Regions from separate parts of the Homo sapiens genome. Here regions 1, 3 and 4 are each linked to region 2. The links are chromatin contacts, found by Hi-C or POLR2A ChIA-PET in ENCODE. All regions are on one chromosome and are shown on one strand. Each heading gives the region's core, a stretch centred on a gene start or an enhancer-like site at or near the end of the contact. The rest is flanking DNA. Distances are from core to core; before and after follow the strand shown. Region 1 holds the start of PRDM15 (PR/SET domain 15). Region 2 has its middle 32 kb from the start of PCSEAT. Region 3 overlaps LOC107985502 (a long non-coding RNA gene). Region 4 overlaps C2CD2 (C2 calcium dependent domain containing 2).

What was found. Hi-C counts contacts between places; a loop is a spot of excess contacts on that map. ChIA-PET counts read pairs that join two places held with the same protein, here RNA polymerase II (POLR2A). Pooled maps may share reads with other maps.
Region 1: a loop to region 2 is called in a map of gastrocnemius medialis, with 7 times the contacts of the local background. The contact joins the promoter of PRDM15 here to the enhancer-like site in region 2. A Hi-C loop is called at or near these places in 9 of 168 maps with a recorded cell type or tissue (IMR-90, MCF 10A, Right ventricle myocardium inferior and 6 more), 3 of 37 single-sample maps with no recorded cell type and 16 of 50 pooled maps. POLR2A ChIA-PET finds 5 or more read pairs at or near these places in 3 of 52 experiments (A673, BJ and MCF 10A).
Region 3: a loop to region 2 is called in a map of ascending aorta, with 2.7 times the contacts of the local background. The contact joins two enhancer-like sites. A Hi-C loop is called at or near these places in 1 of 168 maps with a recorded cell type or tissue (ascending aorta) and 6 of 50 pooled maps. POLR2A ChIA-PET finds 5 or more read pairs at or near these places in 1 of 52 experiments (activated T-cell).
Region 4: a map of mammary epithelial cell shows a loop between it and region 2 (21-fold over the local background). The contact joins two enhancer-like sites. A Hi-C loop is called at or near these places in 5 of 168 maps with a recorded cell type or tissue (HCT116, IMR-90, PC-3 and 1 more) and 8 of 50 pooled maps.

The regions. Positions count from the first base shown.
Region 1 is chr21:41,877,053-41,881,850 of GRCh38, forward strand. It overlaps PRDM15 (PR/SET domain 15), which reads right to left and starts at 2,292. Exons shown (of 24, transcript NM_001040424.3): 1 at 2,218-2,292. RefSeq lists enhancers at 1,116-1,165, 2,166-2,215 and a silencer at 2,366-2,415.
Region 2 is chr21:41,609,620-41,614,460 of GRCh38, forward strand. No RefSeq gene overlaps it. Among named protein-coding and RNA genes, the nearest start is that of PCSEAT, 32 kb to the left of the region's middle. RefSeq lists enhancers at 850-1,144, 2,986-3,649. Within about 2 kb of position 2,737, at least 20 of the 41 ENCODE cell types and tissues checked have a DNase peak (open chromatin) inside an H3K27ac peak, as active enhancers do; they include PC-3, ascending aorta, gastrocnemius medialis and 1 more, where a contact is called at or near this core.
Region 3 is chr21:42,046,063-42,050,675 of GRCh38, forward strand. All of the region lies in intron 1 of LOC107985502 (a long non-coding RNA gene), which reads left to right. Among named protein-coding and RNA genes, the nearest start is that of UMODL1, 23 kb to the right of the region's middle. Within about 2 kb of position 2,294, at least 6 of the 41 ENCODE cell types and tissues checked have a DNase peak (open chromatin) inside an H3K27ac peak, as active enhancers do; they include ascending aorta, where a contact is called at or near this core.
Region 4 is chr21:41,931,722-41,936,085 of GRCh38, forward strand. All of the region lies in intron 2 of C2CD2 (C2 calcium dependent domain containing 2), which reads right to left. Among named protein-coding and RNA genes, the nearest start is that of SNORA91, 14 kb to the right of the region's middle. Within about 2 kb of position 1,975, at least 20 of the 41 ENCODE cell types and tissues checked have a DNase peak (open chromatin) inside an H3K27ac peak, as active enhancers do; they include PC-3 and mammary epithelial cell, where a contact is called at or near this core.

The sequences.
Region 1 (4,798 bases), core at 1,042-3,541, 270 kb after region 2:
GGGCTCATCCCACCCCAGGGCCTTTGCATTTGCCACCATCTGCCTGGTGGGGGCAGGCACCACCGCACCCACCTCCACCAGAGGCTCCCTCACAGCACTGGTCTCCACTGTGGCCCCTCCTCAGACAGCCCCTTCTAGTCCCAGCCCCCAAGTGCCCCATCCCCTGCCCGCCACCTGCCTGCCCTCCTTCCTTTCTTCATGCTCTTCCCATCGTCTTACCTGAGAGTTTTATGATTTTCTGTCTACACCACCTCCACTCCCCTGCCCAGAACATTAGGTCCACCAGGTGCAGCCCTCTCTCCATTCACTACAGCGTGGGGGCACATAACAGGTGTTCAGTAAACATTGGTGGAAAGAATGCATGAATGGCCGAATGAATGAATATCTGCCCACACCAGCACTGTGAGGGGAGCTGAGCAGGGCCATCCACACTTTGCAAATGAGGAACGGAGTCTGAAAAATCATTTAAGTCACCGCTCACCATCCCAACCTCTTGAGCGCACGGGTGGAAGACACAGTTGCCTTAAATCTCCCTTCAATCTGCAAAATGGCAGGACTGTTCTTTCCTGGCCTTCTGTACAGATAATGACATCGAAAATGATATGAGAGCCACATCCTAAGTGAAAAGAGTTCTTTGTCAAATATAATTATTCTAAGACAAGCTAGCAGCCTTCCAACTACAGTTGATTTTTAAATTTATTTATTTGTCTTCTGGAGAAATAACCGTCCCGCCTGCTTCCAAAATGGAACATTTAGCTTGTTCTTTGCTGGCTACTTTGCGGCAAAAAGTATGAATCACAGATAGAAGAAAAACAAACTATAAAAAAAATGGTGTTTTTGCTCTTGAAAGTCTAAATTATAGAGCTACTATTTCTTAATCGTTCACCGTGAGGCAGCGATGTCAGGAAATCTGGGGAAGGAGTGAAGCAGTGAAAACGTGGAACACGTGAAAATGTCCGAGCTTGAAACAAAATACGGTAGTGGTGTGTGCACCGGGGTGGGATCACCACCCTTATCGAGTGTTGACATCATTGCATTCTCCAAGGAGAACTGTCACTGCTACCTTTTAAGGTACATCACAAAGCCAGTGGCTCCTTCACATGTCACCACCCTTCAGGAACCAAGCTAGGTTCTCCAAATTCACTTGAGTCTGGCTTAAGCCAATGTGGTTTTTTTAAAACGAGTGTTGGTAGCTTTAAATACACACACAGGTCCACGTGTCTCTGATCACACACTTGTTTCTACCGTTTTAAACTCCCTTTGGGGACTTGGGGGTGAGGGGCAATTTCTGAGCATTTGTGGGGGAAAAAACCATCCACTACATTAGGGGGTTAAGAAAGGTAAATGGGTGATAACTCTAACCACCAGATAGGAGTGTTTATTTCCATGAGTTTTCATTTCTATTTTCTCAAGGCTAACCCCTGCGTGAACACCTCCCCTCTAGCAGGACGCTGCGCGTGGCCCCCGTCCCCACCTGTCCACGCGAGGCGGGCCTCACCTGAGCGGCCGGGCACGCCCCGTCCCCGAACGGCCACCCACCCCGGGTAGGCACGCGTCACCTGTCCATCCACCTCGCTACCTTCTCTCTGCCACCAAAAGGCTTACGAAAATAAGGCGCAGGGGGTCTGGGAGACCCCATCACCAGGACTCAGCTTCTCTAAACGCGGGGTTGGGGGTCCAGGGACCCCCCCGTGCGACCCGCATGGGCTGTACCCGAGGGCGGGGGATAACGACATCCCCTGGGGCCTCGGCGACGACGCCGCCCGGCGGCGGGGGCCGCGGGGCCGCGGGCCGGGGCGGCGAAGACCCTGCGCCGCGCCCACGGGCGAGCGCGGCCCGGCAGCCCCGCGGCCCCGCGCTGGGCCTGGCCGCGGGCGGGCGGGGGGCGCGAGGCAGGGGACGGGGGCGCGGAGCCCGGCCAGGAGCGCCCGCGGCGGCGGGACCCGGCGGGCGGGCGGCGCGCAGGGCGATCCCGGAGCGGCTCCGGGAAATCCAGCCGGGTTTTGACTCCGATCGCCAACGGTGCCCGCAGCCGGCGAATGTAACAAAGAACAGTCGGCATGGCGGCTGGACCGGGGCGGCGCGCGGCTGCCGGGCGCGGGGGGCGGGGGGCAGCGGGCCCAGGGCGCGCCGGGGCTCGCGGGGGCAGCGGGTGCGGCCCGGGGCCGGCGGGGCGCACGCCGGGGCGGGCGGCGGGCGCAGGGCCCGGAGCTTTACCTGCCTTTGGAATGTGCAGAGCGGGATCGGATCCGGACTCCGGGTTGCGATCCGCTCCGGAAACTGCGCAGCACCGGAAGCCGGGGGGCGGCGGCGGGGCATGGCGGGACTTGTAGTCCGCGGGCGGGCGCGGGGGGCGCAGGCGAGACCCTGGCGCGGCCGGGGGTCCTGCGGGTGGGACTGCGGGGCGCGGGCGGCGTGGACGGGGCAGCGGGCGCGCGCGGGGCGGGTCTGGCCGGAGGGAATTCCGCGCGCGGCCCCCCTCCCACGTGGCACGGCCCTGCCGCCCACGCGCGCGGGCAGCTCCCTCTCCACCTCTCCTCGGACGCGTTTCTTGCGGAGTTGGGGAGTGGTGGCGGTGGGTGGGTCGAGTTTTTCTCTAGAACAGGCCTGGGACTTGCCCCCACTCACGGTGACCTCTGGATTTGGCCGGCGGGGCCCTGGGACACGAGCTCTGTGCCCGCGAGGGGAGTCTGGCCTGGCGGGCTCCGCCACGCTACCGGTGAGCACCGGGCCAGCCGCGGACCTGGCTCTCCATTCTTCCCCGGGGGCCTGTGTGGCCTCTCTTGACCCCCTCCACCAAGTGTGTGTGCCATCACAAAACGTGAGACGGAGAAGGGACAGACTTTTCACCTTAGTCCTGGCCGCCCATATTCAGAGAGGCCGACTGTCTTGTTCATTGCTGCCTGGCAAAAACCTACATTCATAAAGAGAAGTGATGAACCGGGGAAAATGATTTTAAATTGATGCCACAAAAGGGCTCGTTTCCCTCATGTACGTGAAACTCTTGTGAACCAATAAAAATATATATGTATATAGAAAAATGAGCAAAGTGTGTGGATGGACAGTTCGTAGGAAATTCAATGGTTCTTAAGCATATGAGAAGCTATTCAACTACGCTGCAATAAGAGAAAAAAAGTCGCAGTGGGATCATTTTTATTAGATTAGCAAAGATTTTTTAAAACGTTTAATACAACCTGGGCAACATAGCCAGACCTTGTCTCTAAAAAACTTAGCTGGGCTCGGTGGCACGTGCCCGTAGTCTCAGCTACTCAGGAGGCTGAGGCAGGAGGGTCACTTGAGTCCCACAGTTTGAGGCTGCAGTGAGCTGTGATCGTGTCACTGCACTCCAGCCTGGGCAACAGAGTGAGACCCTGTCTCAAACAAAAACAAACAAAAAAAAGTTTTAATAGCATAATTTTGAAGAAACTAGAGAAACAAGCTCCTTTACGGGTAGGAGAATAAATTAGCGTAGTTTCCATTCAGATATTTGTGGATATCCATAAAAATTCTAAATGCACATAGCCTTTGACCCACATGCAGGAATGGTGCCAGAGACGGACTCGCTTGTATGAATGGCATATGTGATCATCACATTTGCTTACATACTACGTGCCATCCCATGGGAAGTGTTGGATGCACCTGGGCACATCCATAGGCTGCAACGCCGGGCAGCCGGAGACAGATTAGGCAAGTGTTGATCTGTGAAGGCTGGTTTCTCTGCCTGGCCCAGCATTCTACAGTGGCTTCCATGTTGCACTATAGTAGGCCATCCCATGGCCCCCCAGACCTTTCTGGAGCATCCCCGGCGTCCACTGTCTCCCTGCTTGTCCCCACCTGCGACTTCATGCCTCCCTCCAGCCTCCTGTCCCTGAAGCCTGTTCCCAAGGCCTTCTGTACTCTATCTTCAAACACTTCCCAGGTTTTCCACAACCTTCTCTGTATTCAGGTCTCCGCCCAACCCCACTCCCACCACCACCACTACAGCTAATGGACATTCCCTCTATACACGCACCTCCAGTGACATCACTCACAGTTCCAAAATGGCCAGATGACTGGTTCTGTGGGCCTCAGGACATGAAACAGTCCTCGGCATATGTGAATAAAAGGTTGTTTACACTAAAAAAGTGACAGGTCCACAGCAAGTGCGAATAACTGAAAGTAAACCAAAGACTTCAACCTCCCCCAGGCCATTTCTCCTATTACTACATACAGCCCACGGCTGGAATTCACTTACACAATAATCGTCATATCTCGTCTTCAAGAGGATTGTCAATGTGTCCACTATAATCCTTCAGAACAATCTAGAAATAATACCTCTTAAGGCAGATTCATCTCCAAAATGTTAAAAGAAAAAAAAAAGTTTTATCTTAAAGTGTCAAATTTTCATTATTAACAATTAATGCAATATACAACTTTGAAAAATGGGCAGAAAGAAAGAAAAAACAACTATAAAGGTTGTTATTGAGGAAAATGGAAAATCTGAACGTGAACAGTGATACCGGATAATAGTATTGGATCAATGTTAAATTTCCCAAGGGTGATCATTGTATTGAAAGTATGGTAGCCCGTGCCATTCATTGTTCTCACCAAATTGTTCTGAAGGATTTAGGGTGAAATATTGTGATATCTGCAAACGTGACAGAGACCGAGAGAGAGCAGATGTGGCAAAACTGGTGAATCTAGGTGAAGGCTATATGGGTTGTTCCGTAGGTTTGAAATTAAAAATAAATGAGTTGAAAATTTAAAAAACAACAGACAAGAGCTTCCATGGCTATCAGTGAATTTCCTTGTGAACACT
Region 2 (4,841 bases), core at 1,487-3,986:
AGGTGGCTCCTAGGAAGTGCAGCACTGCCGCCGTAGCTGCTGTCTGTGGCCCCAACATGTTTTTGTCAGGCAGTGCTGTTGCCTGGGTTCAGGTTTCCTAACAGGCTTGACAAGGTAGGAAGGAGGGGACTCACCTTGGCACCCTTCAAGGACCCCACACAGAAGAAAGATTTCACCTTGCCCGGCCTGGAAGACTTAAGGTGCACGTTCCCAAAGAGGCTTCTTCATGGTGTTCACATTTGGGTACCAGGCCTAGAATGGGGCCACTCTAAGAGAGGCAGTTAATTAATGTGTCTCCAGTTAAGATGGCCTGGAAGGGAGGGGGCAGGCAAGAAACAAAATTCCCATTCCTCTTCTCTCTCCACTCAGATACAGCATGTGAAACAGGTGTGGTCCATATCAGATGCAGTACACTGGGCAGGGTCTAACAGGATAAGAGTTTCACGCAGGACACGACAGCATTCATGGCCCACAAAAGCTTTGGGTTGACGACCGTTGGGGAACAAATCTCGTTAATCTTCCAGTCTCCTGCAACTGGTAGAAGCAGATCTGTGTGCTGCACTTGGTGGGCGGAAGGCTGTCGAGCCATTGAAGGAGAAGGACTGTCTTCAGGCTGTTGAGGCCCCTGTCTGGCCTCGTGCAGCATGGAGGGTGTAGTAACGGGTCCCCAAATGCCTGCCGATAGGAGGCAGTTTGTCAGGTGTTTCATATGCTAGAACAAGCTCTGCTTATTGCCTGTGCAATCGCACTTACTGCCCTAAAGACCTGGGAATAAGTTGAAGAGCCTCTTGCGATTGCAATCTAACCTTCTTTTATGGAGTAAGACATTTTCTTGAGCTGTTAAAGATTTAGGTGTACAGCCCTGTCCAGCCAACGCCGGCTGCTAGGAAGCAGGGCAGTGAGAGCAGAAAGGGGAGACATAGCACTTTCAGCCAGCAGGGGACAGTGTGGTACACGTCTACGTGTCCAGTCCCCTAGGTCCTCGGTCCCCTAGCAGATAGAAGGTCCAGACCAACCGCCACAGTTGTGTATTGAGAAAGTCTGGGGGGTGCTTGGGGAGTTTGATTGTTACTTTCTTAGAGGCGATTGTCAATGGTAGAAGGAACACAAGGACTTCAGGTGATTTAAATCCTCTGCTTTCTAAAAAGGATTGATTCCCTGTTTCATGGTCCAAATTACAGGAATGCGCTGAGAACTCCTCATGGGAGGATGTTAACAGTCTTGTGCAATATAAAGGGTCATTAGAAAGTAAAAAAGGAGGCCGGGCGCGGTGGCTCACGCCTTTAATCCCAGCACTTTGGGAGGCCGAGGCGGCTGGATCAGGAGGTCAGGAGTTCGAGACCAGTCTGGCCAACAAAGTAAACCTGGTCTCTATTAAACATACAAAAAAATTGGCTGAGTGTGCTGGTGTGCGCCTGTAATCCCAGCTACTTGGGAGGCTGAGGCTGAAGAATCACTTGAACCCGGGAGGGGGAGGTTGCGGTGAGCCGAGATCGCGCCATTGCACTGCAGCCTGGGCAACAAGAGCGAAACTCCGTCTCAAAAAGAAAAAAAGAAAGAAAAAGAAAAGAAAGTAAAAAAGGAGAGATAACAGGATGGGGGCAGTAAGCCAGGAGCAAAGAGAAAAAATGAGAATGGGGTTCATGAGTTAAGGAGGGAATTAAGGTGCATGCAATAAATTATAAATTATACAAAAGTAAGTTGTTGTAGGTGAGCCACCTCAAGAAGAAAGGTCTTAAGTGTAATTCCAGGTCGTGAGAGCTGGACAGTCCCTGTTAGCTTTGCCAGGATGGATGTCTGCTGGGACATCTCAGAAACTTCTCCGAGGCCTGTCTGTTTACTTTTGTTTATATTTGTCTAATTATCTTTGTTTAGTGAGTATTACAAAAGCATGACTTACAAGACAATGTCTTCCCTCCTCTCCCAGGGAATCCGCCCTTGCAGCGTTTGTGGGTAGCCAAGGCTCAGCTGACCACTGCAGACAGCCTCCACCTCCCATACAGAACATACTCCTGAGCAAACAGGTGCAACCACTGAAGCCCACACCACATCCAGAGAGTTGTTTAAAAAGAGAAGACTCAGAATTCTCACTCACCTTTTAGATGCCATTCTCTCAGATACAGCAGCTTCATCCCTTTCTTTCCTTCTGGGCTTCCCCTTCTGAACAGCCTCCTGTGCTGGTGTTGAAGCCCAAGGAGCGACCTCTCGAGGGTGCTCAATGGGTGTCCTTCTGCCTCAGGATTCCACTTGTGCCTTAAGTGTATACGACGGTGTGTTTTATTGCACTGTGTTTTATATCACCTTAATTTTTCAATCACATCTGGAGGCACTCTGCGTCCTGTGCAAAGGGGGTTGGGAGTCTCAGTGTAAGGCGGAAGGTGCAATGGCCACAGGCAAGATGGAGGCCCTGGGCATGGCACCTTCTCTCCAGCTTTGGCAACAAGTGCCAGTTCCTCAAGACTGTGAGGTGCAGCCCAGCAGCTGGGGCTCCATCACATCAGTTACACATGGCAGCTGGGGCTCCACCACATACATGTTATGCATGGCAGTGGGGGCTCTGCCACCACATATTATGCGTGGACTGGTCTGGTTCTCTGCATTGTGAAGATGCACCGACATGCACTCATGACCGCTCACATCAACCGGAAGGTAAGTGTCTCTCTGTGATTCCTGTTTGCTAGAAACCAGCATATCCTGAGTGCAGGACAAACACCTGGGCTCAGAACTGAAGCTTCCAGAGGAGGGAGCTCTCTCCCCCGTCTTGACTGGTGTAGCCACACCTGCCACATCTGCCTAAGAAGGAGGTCATGCAGTCTGCTGTGGACATCCAGAAACACAGATCCTGAAGACAAGGCAACGCCCCTTCTCAGGGAATAAAGGGGGCAGGCGGTAGAACTCCCGACGCCCACCTCTCATCCCATTTAGACATGTGCTCAGTATCCTTAGGTATTCCTGAGGGTGACATGAACTGTTCTCTGCCTTTGTCTGGGGCATTGCAACAATAAAAGAGGCATTTTCTTTTCTTTTCTTAGCAAAACTGGCCCCTGCCAAATGCCTTGAGTTCAGTTGTTCAAATCCCTGCCTTCCTGAAGTGCTGAAGGGGCTGAGTGTGAGCAAAGCAAGGATTGGAGGTCGAGCTCTCTAGGGCTGCGGACATTTGGGAGAATATTTGGGTGGGAAGAATGAACAGCGTCACTCAGAACTAACGGCAGGGGGCAGTGTGGCTCCACAGTCCATCACAGGGCACCCCCCCGCCCCACCGACCCCGACAGTGCCCACAGCCCCTGCCATCCAACCAGGGCTGGGCCTCAGCCTGGGGGACAGCTTCTGTGTAGTTTGGTTCAGAATGTGTCCTCATAAGAAAGGCGGCACCTCCCAGATTCCTTCCCTGCCCTCTGCCGGGAAGTCTTACTGCCAAAACACCCAGGAATGTGTGTCTGCCTCCAGCAACTTTAGCTGCAGGGGCTGGACCTGGCTTTGATGCTGCGGCAGCTGATGGGATCCTGGAGCACAGTGTGGGAAGCTGGCTCCTTAGGCCTGGGAACAAGCCCAGGCAACCGGGCTGGGACTCGCTCTGCCTGGCTGCCTCTCCTACAGCGTGCGTGAACGGGAGGCCAGGATGGCCACAGGCCCCAGGAAACGCAGATCTCATGGGAAGAGGTTGCAGTTTCAGCTTCTGGCTGTGGATGCTCCGGGCAATTTCATGCATTTCCATGAGTTCAGAGAATGGAAGCTCCCCTGGCCCCTCCCTACCACTCTTTGTAAATCAGCTCGCTCCTTCTGTTCATTCATCCGCTCATTCATCCATTCCGCACACGTGCCTTATTGAATCCCTGCTATGACCAGGCACAGGGTTAGATACTCCATGGAGACCAGACCAGTCTTAGCCTCTGCACTGATGAACTCAACCCAGAAGACACACGAAAAGATAAGCCACGGTGTGACGGGCGGACGACAGAGCCTGCGCCGAGACACGGGCACTTCAGCTTGATATGTGGAGAGTGTCGGCTGCAAACCTCCCTGGTCTCTGCCGCCAGACGCATGCCAAGATGGCCTGATTACACTGGGGAAATTTCGAATGGGCCATTGAAATGCGTGGTGTGATTGTTGCCATGGATTTTACGGTCTGGTGGCCTGTTCCGTGCTGGTCAGGCTGACGTCTGTGCTTGGCACAGCATGGTGAGAGACAGGCAGGTGTGGTTGATGCCTCTGGGAGGGAGCACATAATCCAGGAAAGGGGGCAGTAAACCAGGCGATGGGAACTGCAACGGAGCAGAGGCCACGGGAGAAGCCCCAGCGGGGAGCACACCTGAGAGGGACAGTGGGAGGAGCGAGGCCTGAAACCGGAGGAGGAGCAGCAGAGCCCCCACAGAGGACAGCGGAAAGGAGACCTGAGTGGGGAAGAGCTCGGCTCCTTCCAGTCCCCCAGGGACCCAGGTTGGGGCAGAGGGGCCATCGGGCCTGTAACCTTGCAGTGCCATCATGGCCCTGGGTAGAGTTTGGGTCTTATTCTAGGAAGCGTGGGGGCTTGGAATGTCCTGGATGCCACCTGTTTCCTGTGTGGCAGGCAGAGTGAAGACCCCACCATTCCACCAAGATGCCTCCACCCTAGCCCTATTCGCCGTGAGTGCATCATATCACATGCAGAGGGGAGTTGGGGTTGCAGGTGGAACTGGATTGGTGAACACCACCCTTAACCTAAGGAGGAGATCCTGGGGGATCCCGCAGGCCCAGAGTCCTCACAGTGTTCTTAAAAGGGAACTAGCAGCCAGAAGTGTGGCAGTGAGGACCTGATCCAACGTCATTGGCTTTGAAGAGGGAGGAAGGGCCCATGGGCCTAG
Region 3 (4,613 bases), core at 1,044-3,543, 440 kb after region 2:
ATATTACCCTCCCCAGACAACCCCCAAGAGGGTGTGCATGGGCGAGGGGAGGTGGGGGGGGTTGCTGGCTGCTCAAGAGCGACATGGAGGACCAGGGCCGCACAAGCTCATTTGGAAGCAGATGGGGACAGTTACCTCTAACAGCTTCATGACTGAATGACACCACAACCACTGGTGTCCTTGGCCATCAGAAATCCCTTTCCCCAAGGGAGTGGGGAAGCTGCTACGTGAGCTAGCTACATAATATCAACTAGAATTAGAGGCGCTTGCTTTCCATGTTGAACTTAATCATAGTTTGTTATTACTTCCCATCCCCGCCTGGCTTAGTTTGTTCATTGTGCCCCTATAAAGAGTGCTGAGGCTGGGTAATTTATATATACATATATGTATGTACGTATGTGTATGTATACATGTATAGTTTATTTGGCTCATGATTCCAGATGGCTGCAAAAGTCCATGGTTGGGCGTCTGCATCTGGGGAGGGCCTCAGGCTGCTTCCACTTATGGGGGAGGGCAAAGGGGAGCTGGGTGTGCAGAGACCACAGGGCGAGAGGGACCCAGCGGGAAGGAGGGGAAGTGCCAGGTCCTTTTCAGCAACCAGCTTTCTTGGGAACTAATAGAGTGAGAACCCACTCAGCCTTAGGGAGGGGCGTTAGTCCATTTATGAGGAATCTCCCCTCCTTATCCAAATGCTTTCCATTAGGCTCCACCTCCAACACGGAGACCACATTTTTTTTTTCTCAAATTTCTTTTTTCACTGCAGCCTCAACCTCCCAGGCTCAGGTGATCCTCCCACCTCAGCCTCCTTAGTAGCTGGAACTACAGGTGCCCTCCACCATGTCTGGTTAATTTCTATACTTTTTTGTAGAGGGAGGTCTTGCTATGTAGCCCAGTCTGGTCTTGAACTCCTGGGCTCAAGCAATCCACTCACGTTGGCCCCCCAAAGTGCTGGGATTACAGGCATGAGCCACCACACCCGGCCTAGGAGACCAAATTTCAGCATGAGTTTGGAGGGGACAAATATCCAAACCATAGTCCTTGTTTCTTAAAGGATCTGGACCTGGCAGGTGATCTGGCAGGTGACTTTAGGTCACTATGGGAGTCCTTTAACTTTTACACAACTGCAATCTCCACGTCCACCTCTGCTTAAATCACACGGAGGCCGGCTGCCCAGCAAGTTTGAGAGCAGCACTTTATGAGTTTTCTGCTGATCATTCCCCTAAAGTGAAGTGCAGCCAGCCAAGGTAGTTATTCAAAACCTCGCTCAGTGCCCACTTGGCTTCCTCTGCCCAAGACAAGATGGCTTGCTCAGGAAGAAACACCTGCATCCCCAGTGGCAGCATTGTTGCAGGGCAAGGAGCAGCATCCACGACTCTTGTCCTTTCTCTGTGTCTCTAAATGCAAAGGCCAAACATGGGACATTTCAACAGATTCAAGCCAAGGAGAGGGTGGGAGAATCATAGTCTTTAAAATTTGTTTTGGCCGGGTACAGTGGCTCAGGCCTGTAATCCCAGCATTTTGGGAGGCTGAGGCGGGCGGGTCACAAGGTTAGGAGTTCGAGACCAGTCTGGCCAACATAGTGAAACCCTGTCTGTACTAAAAATACAAAAATTAGCTGGGTGTGGTGGCACACACCTGTAGTCCCAGCTACTTGGGAGGCTGAGGCAGGAGAATCGCTTGAACCCAGGAGGTAGAGGTTGCAGCCAAGATCGTGCCATTGCACAGAGCAAGACTCTGTCTCAAAAAAAAATTGTTTTTAAAACAATAAGGCAGGATTTAGACATTGGTAACTGACTATCCCATGTTTATTTGAAGTACCATGGAATTTTAGTGGCAGTATTTATTCAAAACCTGTCTCAGTGTGAAAAAAATATTTGGTTTCCCAGAGACTGTGCTGGGGGAGGAAGAATTCCGGGAAGCCACAATTGGGCTTAAGCATCTCTAGTCCAAACAGTTGGGGAGCCATCGGTTTCCATGTCTGTCGGGTAATTGAATGACATCATTGGGCTGAATCCGGGGTGACTGTGCGGCAGGGGGCTTTCGGCTTCGAGGGAGAGAGTCTCACCATTTCTTACCTATAGGAAAAATACCCATTGCGCATCTGAGAATTTAGAGGGTAAGTAATGCCCAACACCAAGCTAGAATATTAGGCCTTGGGGAAATTTATTTTGGCTGAATGGGATTTATTTTAAGATTCTGAAGTCATTACCACTGCACTTTATTTTCTGAGTAATGTGCCTGTCTTGTAGACTCTCGGGAGGAAATGCTTCACTCCAGCTTTATTTAGGTCATTACCACAAGGCCAAAGCAAAGACCACGTGTGAGGTCACTGACTGGCTGCTGCCAAGGGCAGGTTTATGACCGTGTAGTGGATGCCTTCCCGGCAGCCCCGCCACCAGGCTGGCTGATGCACATGCCCAGCTCCCGCACGATGCTTTTTAGCCTACAAGGTGCTGGGCTGTTAAGGGGCGGAGGTTCGGGGAACAGGGGCTACGCCAACGCACAGGTAGATAGGGGCTGGTCTGCTTCCCCTGGGGCTTCAGGAAAACATTTGAATGTTTCTTTCTTCCCCAGTAACAATGAGCAGGTTGCTCGGACCACTTGCCGGGGGCGTCTAACCGACCTCTTCTACGCCAGGCATATTAGCCGCTTGTCACGGGTCAGTGACAGATGGAGTGGACGGTAGTAGGAATCTGTATCGGAAATCTGTGTCCGACCTTCCTTTACTGCTTCCTGGGCTTAAAAACCTTGATTAAAATGTTTGTCTCCTGGCTGGGTGCAGTGGCTCTCTAATCCTAGCATTTTGGGAGACTGAGGCAGGAGGATTGCTGGAGCCCAGGAGTTCGAGACCAGCCTAGGAAACAAGGCAGAAACCCCATCTCTACAAAAATAAAAATAAATTAGCCAGGTGTGGTGGCCTACATCTGTAGCCCAGTTCCTTGAGAAGCTGAGATGGGAAGATCACTGGATCCTCCCACCTGGTTAAGCCCAACCAGGAGGTTGAGGCTGCAGTGAGCTATGATTGCACAACTGCACTCCAGCCTGGGTGACAGAGCAAGACTCTGTCTCAAAAAAAAAAACAAAAACAAAAACAAAAAAAGGGCTTCTTTTTTTCCCCCCCTCATAAAAGGCATATCCTACACCAAGTTTTCCTCAAATATGAATAGGCCCAAGAACCACCTGTAGATCTTGTAGAGCTGCAGATTCGGATTCAGTAAGTCTGGGACAGGGCATAGGAGTCTCGCAAGCTCCCAGGTGACACTGATGTTGCTGGTCTGGGGCCACACTTTGAACAGCCGGGCCCCAAGCCTCTCTCGACTCCAGGAGACATCCAGGGCTGGCTTGCTCATTGCTTCTCCTTAGCATGGTGCGGTGCCCACTCTGGGTGCCGGGGTCCACGTCCCCATCATTATTATGGTCAGCATATAGCTGTGACCTTTCTGACATCAATGTGGATGTGCGATAAGTCCATGTTTGCGGGAACCTAAGGAAAGACCCACTTACTCATCATCTATGAAGGTGTGGGTAGGAGACAAGAGAGCCGTGCAGAGAAACGAGAGTCAGGAAGAGAATGAGGAGCTCTGGGCATGGAGATGGACACCAGGGACCAGTGGGGAAGCTGAACGGGGCCTGGGCCTCTGCAAAGAGACCTGGCGGGGAGGGGGCAGAAGTAGGGTGCTCACCTGTTGGCATGTCCAGGGCGGGGTGGTGGCAGATTCAGGCTGAAGTTCAGGCTGAGCCCTGGAGACCCAGGCAGAGTTGACCCTGCCTCCTGGGGACCAAGGAGCCTTCAGTGAACTGTCACCCCCTACTGCAGAGCCCAGGACGTGCAGACAACATGTTTTGAATGAATGGAGTGGAAGTCAGGTACAAATATGAGACAAGGGCCTGATGCTGTGTGTAATGCTGGGTCAGACCCGTGGGCAGGTGAGCAGTGCTTGCTTAGAGGGGACCTTGGGCCTGGTTTCCCTTGCTCTGTGGTCCTGCTTCTGAGCTGAGTAGCTGTGGACCTATCGTGGGGAGGAGGAACTCAGAATATGCCCAGCTCAGAGTCTGGGTCTTAGAAGAGAGAAACTGGGGGCGTGGTGCAAGCCCTGAGGGCATTCAGCTGTGTGGTCCAGGGGAAACCACCATAGCTTTGGGGGGTCAGACTGTGAGGCTCAGAACCAGGCAGCCGGCCCCGCCCGTGTGTTCTACTCCACACACGCCGTGTGAGTTGCTGTTCATGTGGTCCAGGGCACTGCCTCACCCTGAGCATTTCATCCACTGGACACTGGGTATTTCTCATCGCAGAGGAGCCTGCACAGGCTACAGAGCACGACCAGACTGAGAGCTCTGAGAGGGGCCCTGGAGGAAAGAATTTGCAGCATGATGTGCCCAGTCCTTAGACCCTCTGTCCCCAGGTGTGTGGCCTGCAGCATACCTGTGCATTCTGTGGGTCACCGATGTCTCCAAGAAGGGAGCATTTTCTCCGGAACCCAGCAAGGAGCAGCTGATGAAGGCCTGCTGACTGCTTTTGGCTTTGCGAGTGCTCTTGAAACCCGTGTACTCCCCAGGAGCTCTGGGCAGCTGCTTCGGCTGCAAGAAGCCTTCACTCACAGATATGGATGCGT
Region 4 (4,364 bases), core at 725-3,224, 320 kb after region 2:
AGTGTCTTTTATATGCTGACAAAAGGGCTGTTGGGGGGGACCCCAGATAGCACCAGGATGGGGGCTGGTCACTTGAGAAACTTTGAGCCCCACCTCCAGCATCCCACTACCCCACCTCCAACATCCCACCACTCCACCTCCAACATCCCACCACCCCACCTCCAGCATCCCACCACCCCACCTCCAGCATCCCACCACCCCACCTCCAGCATCCCACCACCCCACCTCCAGCATCCCACCACCCCACCTCCAGCATCCCACCTCCCCACCTCCAGCATCCCACCTCCCCACCTCCAGCATCCCACCACCCCACCTCAAGCATCCCACCACCCCACCTCCAGCATCCCACCACTCCACCTCCAGGGAGGGCAGAGGGGCTAGAGGTCGCATTCAATCACCTATGGCCAATGATGTAATCCATCATGCCTAGCGAATGAATCCTCCATAAAAACCCTGAAAGGATGGGTTTGGGGAGCTTCCAAGGTGGTGAATACATCAAGGTGCCGGGCGGGTGGCTCGTCCAGGCAGGGCATGAAGCTGCTGGAGTCCCTGCCCTCCCCCTCCGCCCGCCTAAGCATCCCTTCGATGTGGCCGATCCTGAGTCATATCCTTCACAATAAACTAGTAATAGTTAGTAAACTGTTTTCCTGAGTTCTGTGCTATGAGCCGCTCTAGTAAAATATGTGAACCTCAGTGGGGTGGGTTGGGGAAGTCTGCCATCTACAGATAGTCAGAAGAACGGGGGCAACCCGGAGCTTACGCCTGGTGTCTGAAGTGGGGGCCGTCTTGCGGGACCTAGCCCTGGGCCTTTGGGATCTGTGTTAAGTCTGAGTAATGTCAGAATGGAGTTGAACTGTAGGACACCCAGTTGGCACCAGAGTTGAAGAACTGATAATCGGTGTGAGAAAAACCCCCACACATTTGGTGTCCAAAGTGTTGTGAGTAAACATAGTTGAGACTGCTCCTGGCCGCAGCCGCGGCTGGGCCGGGTGTGGACTCTGCACTTATCTATCGTTGGTCCTGTGGGATGACTCAAGCTGCTCCAAGTTCTGGAAGACCGCACTCTGTGTAGACTATGCAGAGAGGGTTTTGCAGATGAACCAGATATTTGCAAAGGTGATGACTTGGACACACCGAGGCCTTCAGGGTGGCAGGAGAAAGTCCAAGAAAAAGGCATCCAGTGGGCACGGCAGCCAGTTTCATTGGGAGAGGGACCCACAGGGAGACTCCAGATGGAACACCAGTCAGGGGTTTGTCGGCGGAGAGGAGGTGGGGAGCTCAGGCCAGCCAGTCCTCGGCCTTATCCTTCCGATCAGAGATGGCATTACATAACAGACAGGCTGGGTTCCGGCGGCCTTGTCCCTGTCTTGGCTCAAATGCCAACCACATGTCCCTTGTCAAGGCTGAGTTAGAAAGATAGGAAGAGGCAACCTGACACCAAAGTGTGAGCTTTGAAAGGGAGGGGCGATGCCCTGGAATGAGAAGTTCCTGTTTCTTTTCTACCTCTTATTTGTCACAGGTCCTCAAGTTCTGTTACAGTTTTTTTTTTTCCTTCTCAAGAATTATGCCCAGCTGAGGGAACACGAGGCGGTGCAGACACGGAATTAGGTGTAAATTTGGAGACCATGGGGGTGTGTGGCTTAGATACCAGAGAAGAGGAACACCACTGTGAACCCGCTGCCCTACACGGCAGTTCTAGGGCTGAACTCACCGAACAGTGTTAACAAAAAGAGGCCTTGCTGTCTTATCATTTTTATTTAACGCACGAACATTAAGCAGTGTCTCACCCTGGACATTTTACAAGAGATTAAGCTGGCTGGATGCCTTTGCAAAAACAGTGCCCTAAAAATGTGTCATGTTTGGCCAAGATGCTCATCCAAGAATGGAAAAGGCCATGTACACAATCCAAGCACCCGAGGGTGTTCTACTCCCAACTGACCCTTCCCAGGAGCCCGGGCAGATCCCAACAGGACTTCCTCCTTGTGGGTATGCATAGGATCCAGGCTGGCAAGAGCGACCAGGCTCCTCCTCCCGCACTCACAGCCCCGTGAAAGGGGAGGGGAGGGGAGGGAACCCGTCTACTCAACTGGTGGGCTCACCCCACCTCAAAGGACAGTGTGAGCCACAGCCACGACAAGGCAGTGGCAAGGGCTCCTTTCCTCATTTGGCCACAAAAACATAAAAGTCAAGAGCTACGTGGAAAATTGTTGCAAAACAAAACAAGAGTCCGTGTGTGTGTGCTTTTCCTCCGGCAGGAAAAAGCTTCCGAGAACACTGTTAACAGCAGCCTCATCCCAGCAGGCGGCAGCAGGAGATAGATGGTTAAAAAAAAAAAAGTTTGGACATTTTTATTTTTAACTTTTTAATGACCATGAACTATTTCTGTAATTATATCAAAACAAATACAATTTAATCATCCACTTTCACCAGGTGAGGTGGCTCACACCTATAATCTCAGCACTTTGGGAGGCAGAAGACGATGGATTACTTGAGCCCAGGAGTTCAAGACCAACCTGGGCTACAAAGTGAGACCCCATTTCTACAGAAAAAATAAAAAAACTAGCCGGGCATGATGCTGCATGTCCGTAGTCCCAGCTACCGGGGAGGCTGAGGCAGGAGGACTGTTGAGCCCAGGAGGTGGAGGCTGCAGTGAGCAGTGTCTGTGCCAGTACACTCCAGCCTAGGCGACAGAGTGAAACCCTGTCTCAAAAAATAAAAAACAGTCCACTTCCTAAGGCTGCTTTTCTGACACTATGTATCAAGATCCTGAAACATGTGCTAGTCCACTTCCTAAGGTTGCTTTTCTGACAATATGTATCAACATCCTTCAAAATGCACGTACTCTTTCTCAAGTACCTCTACTCTTCTACTTCTAGGAACAGTGAGGAAATAAACACATGAGCAAAAATAACAACAGAGGTAGGAGAAAATATTGAGCCCCGCACAGGCTTGGCATTGCTCCATGTGCTGTACCTGTGGTAACTCACTCCATCCTCATAGCCCGTCTAGGGGGTGGACAGTATCCTCTACCTTTACAGGTGAGAAGCCGAGCCACACAGAGGAAGAGAAAGAACGGAGCAAGGAACCATGCTCCTAACCAGGACAACACGGCTGCTGCTTCACAGCCTTGCCTCGTTTTTTTTTTTTGCTTGTTTGTTTGTCTGTTTGTTTGTTTTTTCTGTTTTTCCCGAGTAGAGTCTGGCTTTGTCGCTCAGGCTGAAGTGCAGTGGCACCATCTTGGCTCACTGCAACCTCCACCTCCCAGGTTCAAGCAATTCTCCTGCCTCAGCCTCCCAAGTAGCTGGGATTACAGGCGTGCACCACCATGCTCGGCTAATTTTTGTATTTTTAGTAGAGACGGGGTTTCACCATGTTGGCCAGGCTGGTCTCGAACTCCTGACCTCGTGATCCACCTGCCCTGGCCTTCCAAAGTGCTGGGATTACAGGTATGAGCCACCGCGCTGGCCAGCCTTGACTCTTATGTGTTCATTCATTAGAATTTTAGGGGAATTTTAGTAACATGGGGGAAAGAATATAAATGGAATATAGTGTAAATTGTAGCAAAAAATAAATGCAGAAGCAAAAGACTGGCAATGCACACCAACACATGAACAGAGCTAATCACCAGTTCATGCAACTACTGTGTGTTTTTATTAAATATTCTTCTGTGTCTTTCAAGTTTTCATCAATGAACTCGTATTGATTTTATGATAATAGCGGAATTCCTATGTTTGAGACAGAATGGAACCATGGCAGCCTGAGGTCTGAACTTGCCAGAGTGTGGGAGTATCTGCAAACTGCAGCATGCCCGTCTGTGCTTGCTGAAGCCTGACCCCCACAGCCAGAAAAGTTCTGACACTGAGGGCCGGGCGCGGTAGATCATGTCTGTAATCCCAGCACTTTGGGAGGCCGAGGTGGGTGGATCAAGTGGATCAGCCTGGCCAACATGGTGAAACCCCGTCTCTACTAAAAATACAAAAATTCACAGGGCGTGGTGGTGCACACCTGTAATCCCAGCTACTCGGGAGGCTGAGGCAGGAGAATCACTTGAACCTGGGAGGCAGAGGTTGCAGTAAGCCAAGGTCGCGCTCCAGCCTGGGTAACAGAGCAAGACTCTGTCTCAAAAAAAAAGTCCTGACACCTTGAATGGTGCTGGGAAAACTGGCTATCCACGTGCAGAAGAATGAAATTAGACCCTTATCTCACACATATATAAAAATCAACTCAAAATGCATGAAAAACTTAAATGTGAGACCAGAAACTATAAAACTACTAGAAAAAAAAACATAGAAGGAAAGCTTTAAGACACTGGATTGGGCAATGATTTTTTTTTGGTATGATCCCCAAAACACAGGCAACAAAAA